Regions from separate parts of the Homo sapiens genome. Here region 1 is linked to region 2. Evidence: chromatin loops called from intact Hi-C (ENCODE). Cell type or tissue: ovary. All regions are shown on one strand. Each heading gives the region's core, and the rest is flanking DNA. Links, peaks and the distances in the headings are about the cores only.

What was found. A loop is a pair of places that touch in the nucleus more often than their neighbours do. Peaks named below come from ENCODE experiments on the same cell type or tissue, not always from the same donor. Only the 100,000 strongest peaks of a DNase experiment are listed, where the experiment ranks them.
Region 1: it touches region 2 in a loop (2.4-fold over the local background); 10 of 110 quality-filtered maps call a loop at or near these places.

The regions. Positions count from the first base shown.
Region 1 is chr14:63,609,844-63,618,127 of GRCh38, forward strand. The region is part of intron 2 of WDR89 (WD repeat domain 89); the gene reads right to left. It also overlaps the pseudogene RNU6-597P. Among named protein-coding and RNA genes, the nearest start is that of WDR89, 28 kb to the right of the region's middle. In ovary, for the core only: no CTCF peak of the experiment used is centred there; no DNase peak of the experiment used is centred there.
Region 2 is chr14:63,385,642-63,393,925 of GRCh38, forward strand. PPP2R5E (protein phosphatase 2 regulatory subunit B'epsilon) reads right to left here. Exons shown (of 14, transcript NM_006246.5): 8 at 8,179-8,284; 9 at 6,331-6,384; 10 at 6,176-6,226; 11 at 3,971-4,090. Among named protein-coding and RNA genes, the nearest start is that of GPHB5, 71 kb to the left of the region's middle. In ovary, for the core only: a CTCF peak has its summit at 3,359 (motif pointing right); a DNase peak (open chromatin) is centred at 3,370.

The sequences.
Region 1 (8,284 bases), core at 2,112-7,111, 230 kb after region 2:
CTTCAATATGTTTCAAAAAATGACTGTGTTTCACTGCCCAAGGTTCTCAGTGAACTCTCCCAAGATTCTTATCTTGGATACCAATCAAAATGTTTAGGATTTAAACTATTAAAAACGCCCTTGAGTTCCTTGGAGAAAGAAGAGTTTAAAAGGAAAAACAAAAAGACATAGGAGCCAAGAACTCCATTGGCCAATCTAAAACAATCTTAACAACAAAATAACAATACTCATCTGAGTGCAGTGGCTCACGCCTGTAATCCCAGCTACTTGGGAGGCTGAGGCAGGAGAATCACTTGAACCTGGGAGGTGAAGGCTGCAGTGAGCCAAAGTCGCACCACTGCACTCTGGCCGGGGCGACAGAGTAAGACTCTGTCTTAAAAAAAAAAAAAAAAAAAAAAAAACTCTTGGATTACAATCCAAAGAATAAAATAAATATCCATGAGTCCATACTGATAAAAATGAATCAGTAAATAAATAAATGAGGGAGAAGGAACAAATCTTCCTTACAGAACTCAAGTATAACATATGTAGATATACCCCCTGTAGAAAGTAGAGCTGAATTCTCCTCCCCTTGAATGTAGGCTGGACTTAGTTACCCGCATCCAAAGAATAGAGAAGAATAGAGTACAGAAAAGGTAAAAGATAGTAACCTAATTGTGGAGAAGCTCAGATGACATCACTGTGACCAACTGATCAAGGGTAACATCATCAGCAATATGTCATGTTCCTATCATGAACCCCCGGTATGATGTGATAAGAAAGGCATTTCATTCACCTCTGTTATGTTATTCCCCACAGTCTAATCATGAGAAAACCTCAAACTAACCCAATTTGAGGAATATTCTTTTCTTTTCTTTTCTTTTTTTTTTTTTTTTTTGAGAGGGAGTCTCACTCTGTCACCCAGGCTGGAGTGCAGTGGTGCAATCTCGGCTCACTGCAACCTCCACCTCCTGGTTCAATCAATTCTCTTGCCTTAGCCTCCTGAGTAGCTAAGATTACAGGTATGCACCACCACACCTGGCTAATTTTTGTATTTCTAGTACAGATGGGGTTTCACCATGTTGGCCAGGCTGGTCTCGAACTCCTGACCTTGTAATTCGCCCGCCTTGGCCTCCCAAAGTGCTGGGGTTATAGGCATGAGCCACTGTGCCTGGCTAATTTGAGGGATATTCTACAAATACTTGGCCAGTACTCTTCAAAAGTTTCAAGATCATACCAGGCACAGTGGCTCATGCCTGCAATCCTAGCACTCGGGGAGGCTGAGACAGGCAGATCTTGAGGCCAAGAGTTTGAGACCAGCCTGGCCAACGTGCTGAAACCCCATCTCTACTAAAAACACAAAAATTAGCCGGGAGTGGTGGCACACACTTGTAGTCCCAGCTACTAAGAAGGCTGAGGCATGAGAATCACTTGAACCCAGGAGGCGGAGGTTGCGGTAGACAAGATTGCGTCACTGCACTCCAGCTTGGGCAACAGAGCCAGGCCCTGTCGCAAAAAAAAAAAAAAAAAAAAAAAAGCTTTAAGATCATGAAAAAGAAAGAAAGACCAACAAATCATCACAGATTGGGGGAGATCATGATGATGTGATGATGAAATTCAATATGGTATCCTTGATTAGATCCTGGACTAGTAAAAGGACATTCATGGAAGACCTGGTGAAATCCAAATAAAGTCTGTCATTTAGTTAATAGTATTATTCCAATGTTAATTTCTTAGTTAATAGTATTATTCCAATGTTAATTTCTTAGTTTTGACAAATGTTCCATGGTTATGTTAACATTAGGGAGGCTGGGTGAAGGGTATACAGGAACTCTGTACTATTTTTGCAACTTTTCTGTAAACCTAACATTATCCCCCCCAAAAAAAAATTTTTTTTAAATTTTTATTTATTTTTATTTTTTGAGACAGGGTCTGGCTCTGTCCCCCAGGCTAGAGTGCTGTGGTGCAATCTCGGCTCACTGCAACCTCTGCCTCCTGGGTTCAAGCAACTCTCCTGACTCAGCCTCCCGAGTAGCTGGGATTATAGACGTGCACCACCACGTCAGGCTAATTTTTTGTATTTTTAGTAGAGATGGGGTTTCACCATGTTGCCCAGGCTGGTCTCGAACTCTTGAGCTCAAGTGATCCGCCCACCTCAGCCTCCCAAAGTGCTGGGATTACAGACATGAGCCACCGTGCCTGGCCAACAAAAAATTTTTAACATATCATTGATGTTTATAGTTCTAGACAGAAAAATATTTCTGGTACTAACACACTAGGAATGTCCCAATGCTGAAAAGCCCTTCGGTCAAACTCATCTCTAGACCTGAGATGATTCTAGCAGGCCAATCAGGACTACCACCAACAATCTCTGCCCTAGTCACGTCCCTAATCTAGCTTCATAATAAACTGGAAATTATACAGCAGAGCCAACAGAATCTCTTTCCATATGCCAATATCCCCTTCCCCAAAGCAGTACTAAGGAAAGGTAAAAATAAAATTTCAAGTTTTTTTTTTTTTTTGAGACGGAATCTCCTCTGTCGCCCGGGCTAGAGTGTAGTGGTGGGATCTCTGCTCACTGCAACCTCTGCCTCCCGGGCTAGAGTGTAGTGGTGGGATCTCTGCTCACTGCAACCTCTGCCTCCCGGGTTCAAGCGATTATCCTGCTTCAGCCTCCTAAGTAGCTGGGATTACAGGGGTGCACCACCATGCCCGACTAATTTTGTATTTTTTGTAGAGACCGGGTTTCGCCATGTTGGCCAGGCTAGTCTCAAACTCCTGACCTCAGGTGATCCATCCGCCTCGGCCTCCCAAAGTGCCCCAAAGTGTTGTAATCCCAACAAGCAAGAGCCACCATGCCTAGCCAAGTTTCAAGAATTCTCACGAATACTCCCAAATTTGGAAAGAAGCAAACTGAGGGAGTTGGTAGGCAACCTCAAAAAATCTCTCGAAAGTAGTAAGTACTCCTACTTACTACTGCAGGAGCTCAGCAAAGGAATGAAGAGTTGGTAGGGCTATTTTCTAATGTCTCCAGGCTCAGTTTGGGAAATGAGAAGCAGCCCGTAAGAGTGGAATATACCTGGGACTTGTTGGAATGGGATTTGGTATAGGACATTCAATGGGATCTCAGATGAAAGGACAGATTCCAGGTCCCCCAGCAAGGACTGTGTCAGCCCCAGTATGTCATTAGTTTTTGCCAGTGGAAGCAATTTATGCTACAGTTAGGGTAGGATTAAGAGGTAATGGGTTTTCTCCACCTTTTCTTTGCTCATCTGCTGGCTCGATGGAGAAGACTCCTTGGTCCTACAGGATGGTATAGCCATAAAATGAAAGGAGTCGCAGCCTACCAATCACCAGATGAAAGGCTATCTGCTGATCAGGAAAACCTACATTTGGCTGCATCAGTCAATCAGCGGTGAACAGATCTGAAACATGTAGTTTTAAAACTCCAAATCTGCTTGCAGAGGTGGCATCCTGTAACTTCTTAGGGGACAAGTGAGAAAAAAACCCAAAAAACTCCAAAACACAATGATTCCAACCTCTTAATGTTATTCATTGTTTTAAAAAACTTAAAGTAAATTTCAAGAGCCAGAAGCTCTTGTATTAAAATACCTAAATTTTAGTCATTTCTTTCATACTATTTATTTTTTGTGTATTCCAGCTCTTTTTTATACTGCTGAATTTTTTTTTTTTTTTTTGAGACAAGAGTCTCACTCCGTTGCCCAGACTGGAGTGCAGTGGCGTGATCTCGGCTCACTGCAACCTCCACCTCCTGGATTCAAGCAATTCTCTGCCTCAGCCTCCCGAGTGGCTAGGATTGCAGGTGCCCACCACCATCCCAGCTAATTTTTGTATTTTTAGTAGAGATGGGGTTTCAACATCTTGGCCAGGCTGGTTTTGAACTCATGACCTTGTGATCCACCCACCTTGGCCTCCCAAAGTGCTGGGATTAGAGGTGTGAGCCACTGCACTCGGCCACTGCTGAAATTTTTAAACATCTTTTTTTTTTTTTTTTTTTTTTAATACAAACACGGTCTCACATACTTGAACTCCTGTATGTAAGCAATCCTCCTGCTTTGGCCTCCCAAAGCGCTGGGATTATAGGCATGAACCACCACGCCCAGCCTATTACTGAAATTTTAATGATGATGACAACCTCATGACAATCCCAAAGTACTAGTATATCCATTTTACTGATGAGAAAAGCACAGCTAATATGCAGTAAATCTAGTTTCTGAATTCAGGCATTCTTATTCCAGAGCCCATGCTATTAATTCCTATACTATACTGTCTCTATATAAGCATGTAGCATATTAATCTTTTTAAGGGGGGAGTATTAGCAGAGCCACATGGAAGCAGTAGCTGCTAATGTGTAAAGTGACAAGGCCAGGGGCAAACCTGAAAAATCTACTGGCAGCCACAAAAGCTTTATACGAGACATTCAAGTAGCTTAATATTTATCAGGCATATCCTTTCTTTTCTTTTTTTCTTTTTTTTTTTTTTGAGACAGGGTCTCACTCTGTGGCCCAGGCTGGAGTGCAGTGGTGCAATCACAGCTCACGGCAGCCTTGACCTCCCTGGCTCAAGCAATTCTCCCACCTACCTCAGCCTCCCAAGCAGATGGGACCACAGGCACATGTCACCACACCTGGCTATATTACACATATCTGATGTCAGCTTATCTAAAGCAAAACTGCACAGGAGAATCTTAACAATCTGGTTATTAACATTTCAGAGAAAGAGGGAAGAGTAAAATAGGAACAATCACACATATGCGTTACCAGTATGTCCTAGAGGAAACAATACCTTGGGATAAAAAGCATACACTGGTTTAATTTCAGGAGAATCGTTTCCAGAAAACATTTATAATTTAGAGAAATGTATGTGTATGTTTTAAACTAACACAGAATTAGCTCTAAGACAATTTGCCAAAGAGCCATTTGTTTTAAATTCAGAAGAACTGCTGAATATTTAGTGGAAGGTATGCTAAACTGACATCTGCTACAACTCTAATATAATTTTAAATTTCACATTCATTAATGACTAAGACAATGTCTCTGTAAATTAATCCTGCTTAGCTAGTCTGAATATGGTATTCTTATTCACATAAACGTCCAAGATAGTGGTTGCAGCAACATATGGCATCCCATGCATTAAATACATTAAAATTCTCAGGAAAAGCACAATTTTTAAAGTACAGGAATCTGTTACTAAGGAAAAGGGGGAGGACTGGGAGGAAATGACACATACTTTCTCATGCAGTGTGAGATTATGCTGCAGGTTCCAGATATAACATTCAAAGCATCTTTTTAAAAACAAAAACATTTTCCTCAATAACATCCTGAGATGTCCAGTTTTGCATGTAAATCTTGCATCCAAACGTCACCCTTTACGGTAATTCCACAAATGCCCAGAATCTTTCAACAAGAACAATTAACTGCCTTTTTCCTTTCCAGAACAACCAGCTGGTTAACCAAACAGAGAAACCAAATTTCCCTAAGTCACCAGATGTCTTAATTTGGAACAGTTAGAAGCAATTCGGAATAATCTAATTCTTGAATTGGTACTACATGTTTACTATTTCTTCATTTTCTAATTTTGAAAAGACGCTTTTAAGAATTAAGCAAATGCTATCTTTAATAACTGCAAAAAAAATGAGGAAAAACAAAAAGAACCATATCCTGTTACAGAATGATGTTAACATTATCTAAGAGCCAGCTACTTAAATCTTGGATACATTATAGTTAGAAACTGATAAGCTCTAACAACATTAAATCTGCTCTAAAGTTCTTAAGAATTACCCTACTCAAGAATTCAAAAACAGCCGGGCCCAGTGGCTCATGCCTGTAGTCCCAGCACTTTGGCAGGCCGAGGCAGGCAGATCATGAGGACAGGAGTTCAAGACCAGCCTGGCCAACATGGCGAAACCTGTCCCTACTAAAAATACAAAAATTAGCCAGGTGTGGTAGTGTGTGTCTGTACTCCCAGCTACTCAGGCGGCTGAGGCAGGAGAATCACTTGAACCTCAGAGGCAGAGGTTGCAGTGAGCTGAGATGGTGCCACTGCACTCCAGCCTTGGCGACAGAGCAAGACCCTGTCTTTAAAAAAAAAAAAAAAAAGAATACAAAAACAATTCTTGGCCAGGTGCAGTGGCTCACACCTATAATGCTAGCACTTTGGGAGCCTGAGGAGGGTGGATTGTTTGAGCCCAGGAGTTTGAGACCAGCTTAGGCAACATGGCTAAACTCCGTCTCTACAAAATTTAGCTAATTTTTGTATTTTAGAGCTAAATGTACAGGGCGTGGTGGCCTGGTGGTAGTCTCAGCTACTTGAGATGCTGAGGCGGGAGAAGCACCTGAGCCCAGGGAGGTTGCAGCTGCAAGTTGAGCTGTGATTGCGCCACTGCACTCCCGCCTGGGTGACAGTGAGACTCTGTCTCAATACCAAAACCAAACCAAAGAAAAAAAACAATTCTGGAAAGGTTATGACATGACAGGCCTAGAACATAACAAATTCAGCAAAGAACAGTCATGAAGTCCCTTTCTTCATGCAGGACAGGATAGAAGGAGATAGGTGGAAATACAGCCCAATAACTAATTATAATAATAAAAATAGTGAGGAGTGTTATAAAAAATAACAACATAGGGTAAGGCAAGAAAAATGAGGCAGGAAAAGCCATTTCTATTCAATCATTAAAGGAAACTTCCCCCATGAGGTGACATTTGAGCTGAGACCAGGACAAAATGAGGGAGGCAAGGGAGTGGATTACATGGAGCAAGAGCTGCCTAGGCAGAGAGAAACAACAAGTAGGCCAGTGCAGCTAAAGTCAGAGAAAGAAAGAAGGGTGTAGAAAATGAGGCTAAAGAGGTAACTGGAGCCAGAGGAGAGCTCCATCGGTCATGGTAAGAACTTTGAATTTTATTCTCAAGTGAGAAAGAAAGCCACTGTAGGCTGAGAGCAGGTAAGAGACACTGAGAATGGGTTCCTTGGGCTGCTGCCTGGAGAACAGACTAAAGGGCAAGAGTATAAGTAGTTAGTTTAGAGGTTTGTGCAAAGTTCTGAGAAAGAGTTCTAACAGAAGTGGCTGGATGTAGGTCACAAATATGAAAGAATTTTCTGGTAAAACTGCAAGTGGTGTGAGAGAAGGGCAGTCAAAAATGATTCTTGTCTCAAAAAAAAAAAGATTCCTAGGTTTCTGGCTTAAGCAGCAAGGTAAATATGTTGTTGGTATATTATTAATACTTTAATTACAAGCTTTTTTTTTTTTTTTTTTTTGAGACAGAGTTTTGCTCTTGTTGCCCAGGCTGGAGCACAATGGCGCGATCTCGGCTCACTACAACCTCCACCTCCCAGGTACAAGCGATTCTGTCTCAAGCCTCCCAAGGAGCTCGGATTACAGGCATGCACCACCATGTCTGGCTATATATTTTTTGTATTTAGTAGAGATGGGGTTTCACCATGTTAGTCAGGCTGGTTGCAAACTCCTGACCTCAGGTGATCTACCAACCTCAGCCTCCCAAAGTGCTGGGATTATGGGAATGCGCCACTGTGCCTGGCCTAATTACAAGCTTTTAAGATAAGATGATTAACTGGACAATTTGATAATTATCCAGTTGCTTATACAGGCCTTACTGATAAACTGTGGTATGTTAATACAATAGAATTCTCTTTTTTTGTTGTTTTTTTGAGACCAAGTTTTGCATTGTAACCCAGGCTGCAGTGCAGTGGAATGATCTCGGCTCACTGTAACCTCCCAGGTTCAAGCGATACTCCTGCCTCAGCCTCACAAACTGCTGGAGTTACAGGCACCCACCACCACGCCCAGCTAATTTTTGTAGTTTTAGTCGAGACGAGGTTTCACTATGTTGGCCAGGCTGGTCTCAAACCCCTGGCATCAAGTGATCCGCCCACTTCGGCCTCCCAAAATGCTGGTATTGCAGGCATGAGCCACTGCGCCTGGCCTAGAATTCTACATAGCAATAAAAAACATGCAACTGGTACATGCAACAATGTGGATGAATCTCAGAATTGGTTAGATGCCTGACACAAAAAGGTACTACAGGATTTCATTTATACAAAGTTTTAAAAAAGGCAAAACAAATCTATAATGGTAGAAGTAAGAATACTACTTATTTTGGGGGGAGATAGAAACTGAGAAACAGAACAAGAATTCTAGGTGGTGATTATGCTCAGATGCATACATTTAAAAATAAAACCATGGTGCTCGCTTCTGCAGCATATATACTAAAATTGGTACGATACAGATTAGCATGACCCCTGCACAAGAATGACATACCAGTTTGTG
Region 2 (8,284 bases), core at 1,133-6,132:
CACAGCAAGTAGAATGTATCATCCTTACCACCATCCCAGAAGGAGATACCATTGTGCTCATTTTACAGGTGAGGACACAGAGACTCAGGGAGACTGAGTAATGTAGGCAAGGTTACACTGACAATATGGTAAAGACTGGGGCCTCATTTCTAGGGCTTCTTCCAGAGTTTGTTTCTGGTCCCTTCCTGTGCAAGCCAGGAGATGTCTGCTCAGTTTCTGGTCTCAGGGACACTGGCTGCACCTACCCTCTCTGCTCTCTTAGATCCCTTTTCTCTGCCCACCATGCTATCAACTGGCTCTAATTTGGTCTGCTGGGCCTGATTGGCTCATCTTGGATTTCATGAATTCAAAAGAACATCTCAAAAACAAAACCTAAAATCTCTAAAAAGGGTAGTTACAGGGGAAAAGGGAAAAAGGGGTGGCTTCCTTCATTTATACAGATTAAGAAGCCCTGTTTTAGAAGAGAACAAAATGGTATAAGATGTATCTACCGAAAGACACTGAGAAAACAGAATTTTTCCATTTACATTATTCAGCTTGGTTCAAAAAACAAAACAAAACCCTGAGACTCATTAGGCACCAGACCCTGAGAGTACAAAGAAAACAATCATTACTGCATGTTCACTATATGCCAGGCACTGTGCTAAGTGTCCCACATATATAATATCTCATTTCCTCACAACCAACAGAGTTGGTACCATTACTTTTCTATTTTGTGGATGAAGAATCTGAGACTCAGAGAAGCCATTGGCTCAAGGTCACATGGCTAGTAAGTGGCAGATTCCAAAGTCTCTATTCTTAACCTCTTTACTCTGTTATCCCTAAAGAGTTCGCACACTGGTGGGAGAAGGGGCATCTACAAGCCTATCCAATGTAAACTGTGACAGATGCTATATCAGATATATGAATAAAGTGTCAGGGGAAGGAGGGGAAAAGAGCAGAATCAACAATCCAGATGACTTGGGAAACAGAAGGGTGGCAGAAATGTAACATAGGTGGGGCTGGGTGTGGTGGCTCATGCCTGTAATCTCAGCACTTTGGGAGGCCAAGGTGGGTGGATCATTTGAGGTCAGGAGTTCGAGACCAGTCTGGCCAACATGGTAAAACCCCCATCTCTACTAAAAACATAAAAATTAGCTGGGCATGGTGGGGCATGCCTGTGGTCCCAGCTACTCGGGAGGCTGAGGCACAAGAATCGCTTGAACCCGGGAGGCAGATGCTGCAGTGAACTGTGACTGTACCACTGCACTGCAGCCTGGGCAACACAGCAAGACTCCATCTCAAAAAAAAAAAAAAGAAGAAAGAAATGTAACATAGGCAAGTGGCATTTAAGCTCGGCTTCGAAGGATGAAGGAAAGGGCATTCCAGGTAGAGGGCATTAAGGAAAGGAGGACAGAGGCATGGACGAGGACAATGTGTTTGGGAATCATCAAAGCAAATGACGTAACTGACACAGATAAAGCAGGAGGCAAGGAGAGGGAGAAAAAAAGGAGTAAGAATGAGGCTGTTCTGAACATTCTAACTGGTTAGAGGAAAATCCTAGGTGCCTCCTTCTTTACTGGCATCCTCCCGTGGTCTCTTTGGACATTCCTCCAGAATCCAATATTTACCTGCCATTTAACTCTAACAACTTCCTTAATCTCTTATATATCCATTTTAATATGTAAACCCACTAATAAAAGTATGTATCCAGCCCCTTAAAGAGGAAAGGTATTGTTTATGCAAAGTTAAAAATTACTGTGTCTGACAACAGGACAGAGCCACTACTTTCCTGGGATCCACTGTCCTTCTGCACACACAGAGGCAGTGTCACCAGCGTGCAGACCTCAGATCTTAATGCCATACCTGAAGCAAGCAATGATAAGTGTCTGGCTACATAAGGCGGCCACTCAATAAATGGATGAACCAGCAAATTCATTAATAAATGTTTGTGGATGAACCAGCAAACATTTATTAATGAACACTTAATAAATAAGAGCCTCTTCCCTTTGTTCTCAATTTTACTTCTGCCAAATAATTTAAAATCCTTTTTTCTTTCTTCGACAAATTGAATTGTGTCCCCTCCACAATTCATATGTTGAAGTCCTAATCCCCAACGTGACTATATTTGGACACAAGACTTTTAGGAGGTAATTAAGGTTACATGAGCTCATAAGGGTGGGGTCCTAACCAGATAATACAGGGGCCTTATAAGAAGAGGAAGAGAGTGAGATTGCCTCTCTCTGTATGCACATGCCAGGAAAGGCCACGTGAGCATACAGCAAGAAGAAGGCCATCTGCATGCCAGAAAGCAGGATCTCACCAGAAACCAACCATGCTGTCATCCTGATCTCAAACTTCTGGCCTCCAGGGCTGTGAGAAAATAAATGTCGTTTAAGTCGCCAGTCTTGTTATGGCAGCCCAAGCTGACAAAGACATGGCCTCTCTTTTCTAAGCTTCTGAGTAACGCTTAGGCCTTTCTGGTGATGCTCTTTTTTTTTTTTTCTCCTTTCTTTTTTCTTTCTTTTTTTGTTTTTTAGATGGAGTTTCGCTCTTGTTGCCCAGGCTGGAGTACAATGGCATGATCTCAGCTCACTGCAATCTCTGCCTTCCAGTTTCAAGCGATTCTCCTGCCTCAGCTTCCCGAGTAGTTGGGATTACAGGCGCCCGCCACCACGTCCAGCTAATTTTTGTATTTTTAATAGAGACAGGGTTTCACCATGGTGGCCAGGCTGGTCGCAAACTCCTGACCTCATGATCCACCCGCCTCAGCCTCCCAAAGTGCTGGGATCACAGGCATGAGCCACTGCGCCCAGCCGATGATGCTCATTTTTAAAAAAATACTTGTTCCTTGACCTCCATAATGCCAAACATCCTGCTGAAAACTGAAAAAAATAAGGTAAACAATCCAGATGTGTGAGCACTAAAGGCCCTGAGTGGTATCAAAATATCTATATACTGTTCTGTAATTTTTCCATTTTTATTCAGGCTTGTCATGATTTCTATCTTCTTTTTTCTTGCTTTGCGGTACAACTGCTAGACTGCCATAAAGTCACTGCTTTAACATATTAACATGTCTTTTGGTCAGAAATCAAAACAACAGCAGCAGCTAGTGTCTCTAACTATACAGCATAGTTGACAGCTTAGGGAAAAAGTCCGCCATCAAATGACACCGTTAGAGGTCTGGTTCTGCGCTAAGAACCACAGTCTGAACAATCTCTTCCAATCAATAGGCACAGTCTAGGTTTATGAAACGGGCCTTAGGTGAGACAGCCAAAGAATCAAACCTAACGTGTGCTCCCCCAGTTTACCCTTCTTCCCTCCTGTGTGGGTTCCACAGCACTGCAGCCATGGCCCCAAGAAAGAAAAGTGTTGCCCCGAGTGGCCACGAGGAGGCAGAGCAGTGCTATGGGAAGGTCACCGGCTTTAGCAAGCAGCTACACCAAAGATCAAAATTTGACTCTACTCTCTATTAACTTGGGACCTATAGTAAATTGTTCTCCAAGCCTCATTTTTTTTTTTTTTTCATCTAGAAAAGCTTCAGAGGATAATGGGACATTTATAAATAATGTACCTAAAGTATCTAGCATAGTAAGGAATATTAGGTTTTCTCCTTTTCCTCTTAAACATTATTTAGCATTCTCTCTTACACACTAGAGAAACCTCACCAGCCCACTTATTTAGAAATTATCTGAAATACTTTTGACCACTTTGAGCTTCAGTGTTCACATCTGTATGTCTTTAAAAAAAAAACATAATGCCCTCCTTGCAGGGTGTTAGGAGAATTAAAGTTACTGGAGAGAAAGCACCATTACTGTGGCTGTTAGGCAGCAAGTGCTCAAGATAAGCTGGCCACTATTAAAATTATCATCATGTGAGGGGATAGCAAATAAACAATAGGTAGCTAGGGTCCATTACATTGCTTTTGAAACAAATAAAATTTAACCAAAATAACTCATGCTCCCTGGCTCATGTCCTCTTTACTACTAACCTGAAAATGGGGGCTAGATACACACTTGGCGATTTGTTTAAACAAAGGTTCTTGGATTTTAACAAATTGTGAAGGTTCAATCACATCCAATATTTCTTCCAGTTCCCCAAGGAACATGACCTGTAAGTACAAGCAAAATACAAGATGTGAGGCACATCATGAAAAAAAATCCATAAGAACAAGGAGGATTAATGAGAGTTTGGATTATTTTAAGAAAAATTTACACATAAAACCAAACATACATGAACCAGTCATTATCCCATGTTAGAAGATGTTCGTTCCACAAAGAATTCACCATAGGGTACTTGGAAAAATTCTACGTACTTGGAAAAAATACTCTACTTGGTATATATATTACATAGAACGAGGGACACTCACACACTGCACCGGCCCCTGAGAAGCAAAACTGACCCCGTAGGGCCTTCCTCTCTATTATTAGTAATCCAGCTCTCTTTCCACAACACTTTTTTTTTTAAAAAAAACAATGAGAAGGTGGCCCTCCTAAATGGAAGAGGCAAAAGTTCAAATGTGGTTATTTGCCAAATACGTACAGCCCCTGCTACATGCTCAATGCTCTAGAACGCACTCATTAATACAACAAAAAGTTCAAGAAACACAAATGAGCAGACTCACTCACATGCAGGTGCCACTTCAAACCCATAAGCATGCACTGACGCATTCTCGACACACACACACACACACACACACACACACACACACACACGCTTGCTCTCTACAAAGCACAGTGAATCTTGTGAACTCAGCACCGGGTGCCGCAAGAAACAGAGTTTTTAGATCACAATATGGAGCCAAATCTGCAGTAGAGTCAATTGTTTTAAATATAATGGGAAAATGACAGATAAATAAAAACCAGTTTACGTATTTAGCTATGAAAAAATAATTACTTTGAAAAAATAAAGTGAGCAATCAAAATATGAAAAATAACAATGCCTTCATATTTTGAGATGTATCTGGGTAGCAATGCACAGTTCAATTTTATCTAACAGATTTTAAGAAATTAAATGACTTTCTGAAATTAAAATAGAGTTTGGAGAATTGAAGCTGATTTGAGAAGGAAGGCGTTTCTGCTAAAAGTAAAATATAGTAGACCCTTGCCATTTGTTAATATGTATATGGAATTTCTCCCAAAGTTTTAACCAAATATAAAACTAACAGCTGATCTTTTTTTCTGAGCCATTTTCCACATGGTTGCTAACCTTCCAGAAGAATGGCTGCAGATCTGGTGCTCAGTTAGGCTCAACTCCAGCTAAGAAACTCATGCACTACCCCATAACAACCTCACAAAGTAGCACATGCCTGGTGAATTCTCAGCAAAGGTACAAATGATTGTAGGCCTGAACCCCCCAGGGTCATTTGTGAATGGCTGAAACTAAAGGTCTGTTGTCTATTCTAAGATGACACAGCAAGATCCACCTATACCATGCTTTAAAATGAGTATTTGGGCAGGCTGCTCTAGCGTCTATGTACAGTGACAGCAAAACCTTCATATTATGAAGGGGGCCACTCGGAAGGGAACATCAACAAAGCTAGACAACTGGACACCTGATTGGGGCCTGGCCTGGGCTTAGCGAGGCTGAAGAGCACAGTGAATAAAAAGACAGGGTTTAGGAGTCAAGGAGGCGAGTTCTGGCCTAATCATCTGTACTTACTTAGTGTACTGGGGCAGGCTATTTAACCTCTCTACAGTTTCATAACTAGTAAAACAAGAGTTCTGACAGCCCTGCCTTATAGAGTTACAATGAGGTTTAAATGAGATGATGCAGTTTTGCTTTGTTTTGTTTTGTTTTGTTTTGTTTTGTTTTGTTTTTGAGACAGAGTTCACTCTTGTTGCCCAGGCTGGAGTGCAATGGCACCATCTCGGCTCACTGCAAACTTCTGCCTCCCGGGTTCAAGCGATTCTCCTGCCTCAGCCTCCCGGGTAGCTGGGACTACAGGCATGCGCCACCACGCCTGGCTAATTTTGTATTTTTAGTAGAGATAGGGTTTCTCCATGTTGGTCAGGCTGGTCTCGAACTCCCGACCTCAGGTGATCTGCCCGCCTCGGCCTCCCAAAGTGCTGGGATTACAGGCATGAGCCACTGCGCCCAGCCCTGATGATGCGGTTTTATACATGCTTAGCCCAATCCTTGGCACTCAGCAAAATATTCAGTAAGCTATGAACACTCTCTGACAGTAAGCACTTACCTCTTTTTGACTACATGTTTTAGGCCAAAATTTCATTAACCCCCTAATAACCTAAAATGAAAAGGAGAAAAACAAATGGCATTTAACTTTTTCATATATACTTCTGGGAAAGGTAATTTTTCTTAAGTTTTTGAAATTATGGAAAAAAGACTTACTGGTTCTGTGAGTGAAGGATCTTTCTCCAGAAACTGTACTATACAATATGCCAGCTGAGTAAAAAATAAAATAAAAGGCAAAATTTTAAATTCTATACAGTAAGGGCTCAAAAGATACACTATTAAAACTTCCTAAAAGGTTTCCAGACTGCTTTTAATAACTTCACATTCAATTCATTTTAATTATCATAAAATCTATATAAAGTAAAATAAGAAACTACTTTTTCAAGCCAAAGACTAATATTAACAAGGCTCCAGGGAACTTTTCTTTAAAAAAGAGTATTAGGACATGAAATATGCAGCTAATGAAAAGCAGAGGTGAGACATCACATTCAGCATATTGTGGAATTATCTCACCTACATACACTTTGAGCTACATCTCAGGGGCTTCCTTTCTCTCTTTGCTAATATCAACAGTACTGAGTTTTACTGTAGTTCCACAAGAGTCCTCTATGGGAAGTAAGCACTTAATAAAAACTTTGCCAATTGCCTGAAATGGCACATGCAAACTAAAGCAGTTTCACGAGGAGATAAAAGGTTGTACCTGCCAGTCAGAACCTGGAGAAATGTAAGAATAGTTCTACATCTGGTACTAACACATCTAAGTAAGATTGTTTAAAATAATAATCATGAAATATGATATCCCATTTCAAAAATCAAAGGCAAGATTTGTAAAAGGGCTTGTAAAGATTCTTGGACAAGAAAACCACCCTCGCAAAAGAACATTTTGATGGTGTTCTAAATTAGAAACATATGGATTAATTTTTCCTCGAAATAGAGAATTTCACATTTAAAGAGGAACAGTGCTTAGAAAAATGTGTCACGTTTTTATGCAAACTCAAAACCTTCCCAATGGGGGGAAGAGGGAGTCAGAGTCTGGCAGTATTTAAAATCTTCCTATCCAAAATTTAAAATACTACCCAATAACTTATCTACCCCCAGTGACATGGTGACCATGCAAGGCAGTGTTAGCACAAAAATTAGAATGGGGACAAGACAGGGTATGCTTTTTAAAGTGATGAAGGCTTAAAGGAAAAAAAAAATGTGAAAATACTGATTGATTTGTTTACTTGTGAGAGTGCTTGTGTGTAGAAAGTGATAAAGACATGGTGAGTGACCTAGAACAGGAGGCAAAAAGGGCAACTGATAGACTAACGCAAAGTAGGATGGAACAAAATATTCAAGAACATTAAAACATGATTACATAGTCCAAAGATCTACATCTGCTAAGCTCCTGTGCATTTTATTATATGTAATAGGTTCAGTATGTTATTGTGTGCACTTGGGAAAGTCATATAAGTTCTCTGTAAAATAAAATGACCAAACAAGGGTTCCTCCCACTTTAAAAATATTTCCATGATTCTACTGTGCATAGAAAAAAAATGCATACATTTTTATTTCCCTCGGGGAGTATTTTAAACTTAAGTAAGTCTCTTTCCTTTGGGAATGAAGGCGATAGGCCCGGCGCCGTGGCTCACACCTCTGTAATCCCAGCACTTTGGGAGGCCAAGGTGGGCGGATCATGAGGTCAGAAGACCCAGACCATCTTGGCCAACATGGTAAAACCCCGTCTCTACTAAAAATACAAAAATTAGCTGGGCATGGTGGCGTGCGCTTGTAGTCACAGCTACTCGGGAGGCTGAGGCAGAAGAATTGCTTGAACCCGGGAGGTGGAGGCTGCAGTGAGCCAAGACTGTCCCACTGCACTCCAGCCTGGGCGGCAGAGCAAGACTCCGTCTCAAAAAACAAAAACCAAAAAAACAAAATGAAGGTTATATCAATATCAAAAAAACGAGTTTGCAAACTTTTTATTTTGCTTCTAAAAGTAGTTGTACAAAATCCTCCTACCTGTGCATGGAAGAGTGATAAGCTCCTGACAGTGTGTAAAGGGATCAATACTTTCACCAGAAACTGTTTGTGTTCTGCCTTAAGAGGTAAAGCAAAGCCATTGATA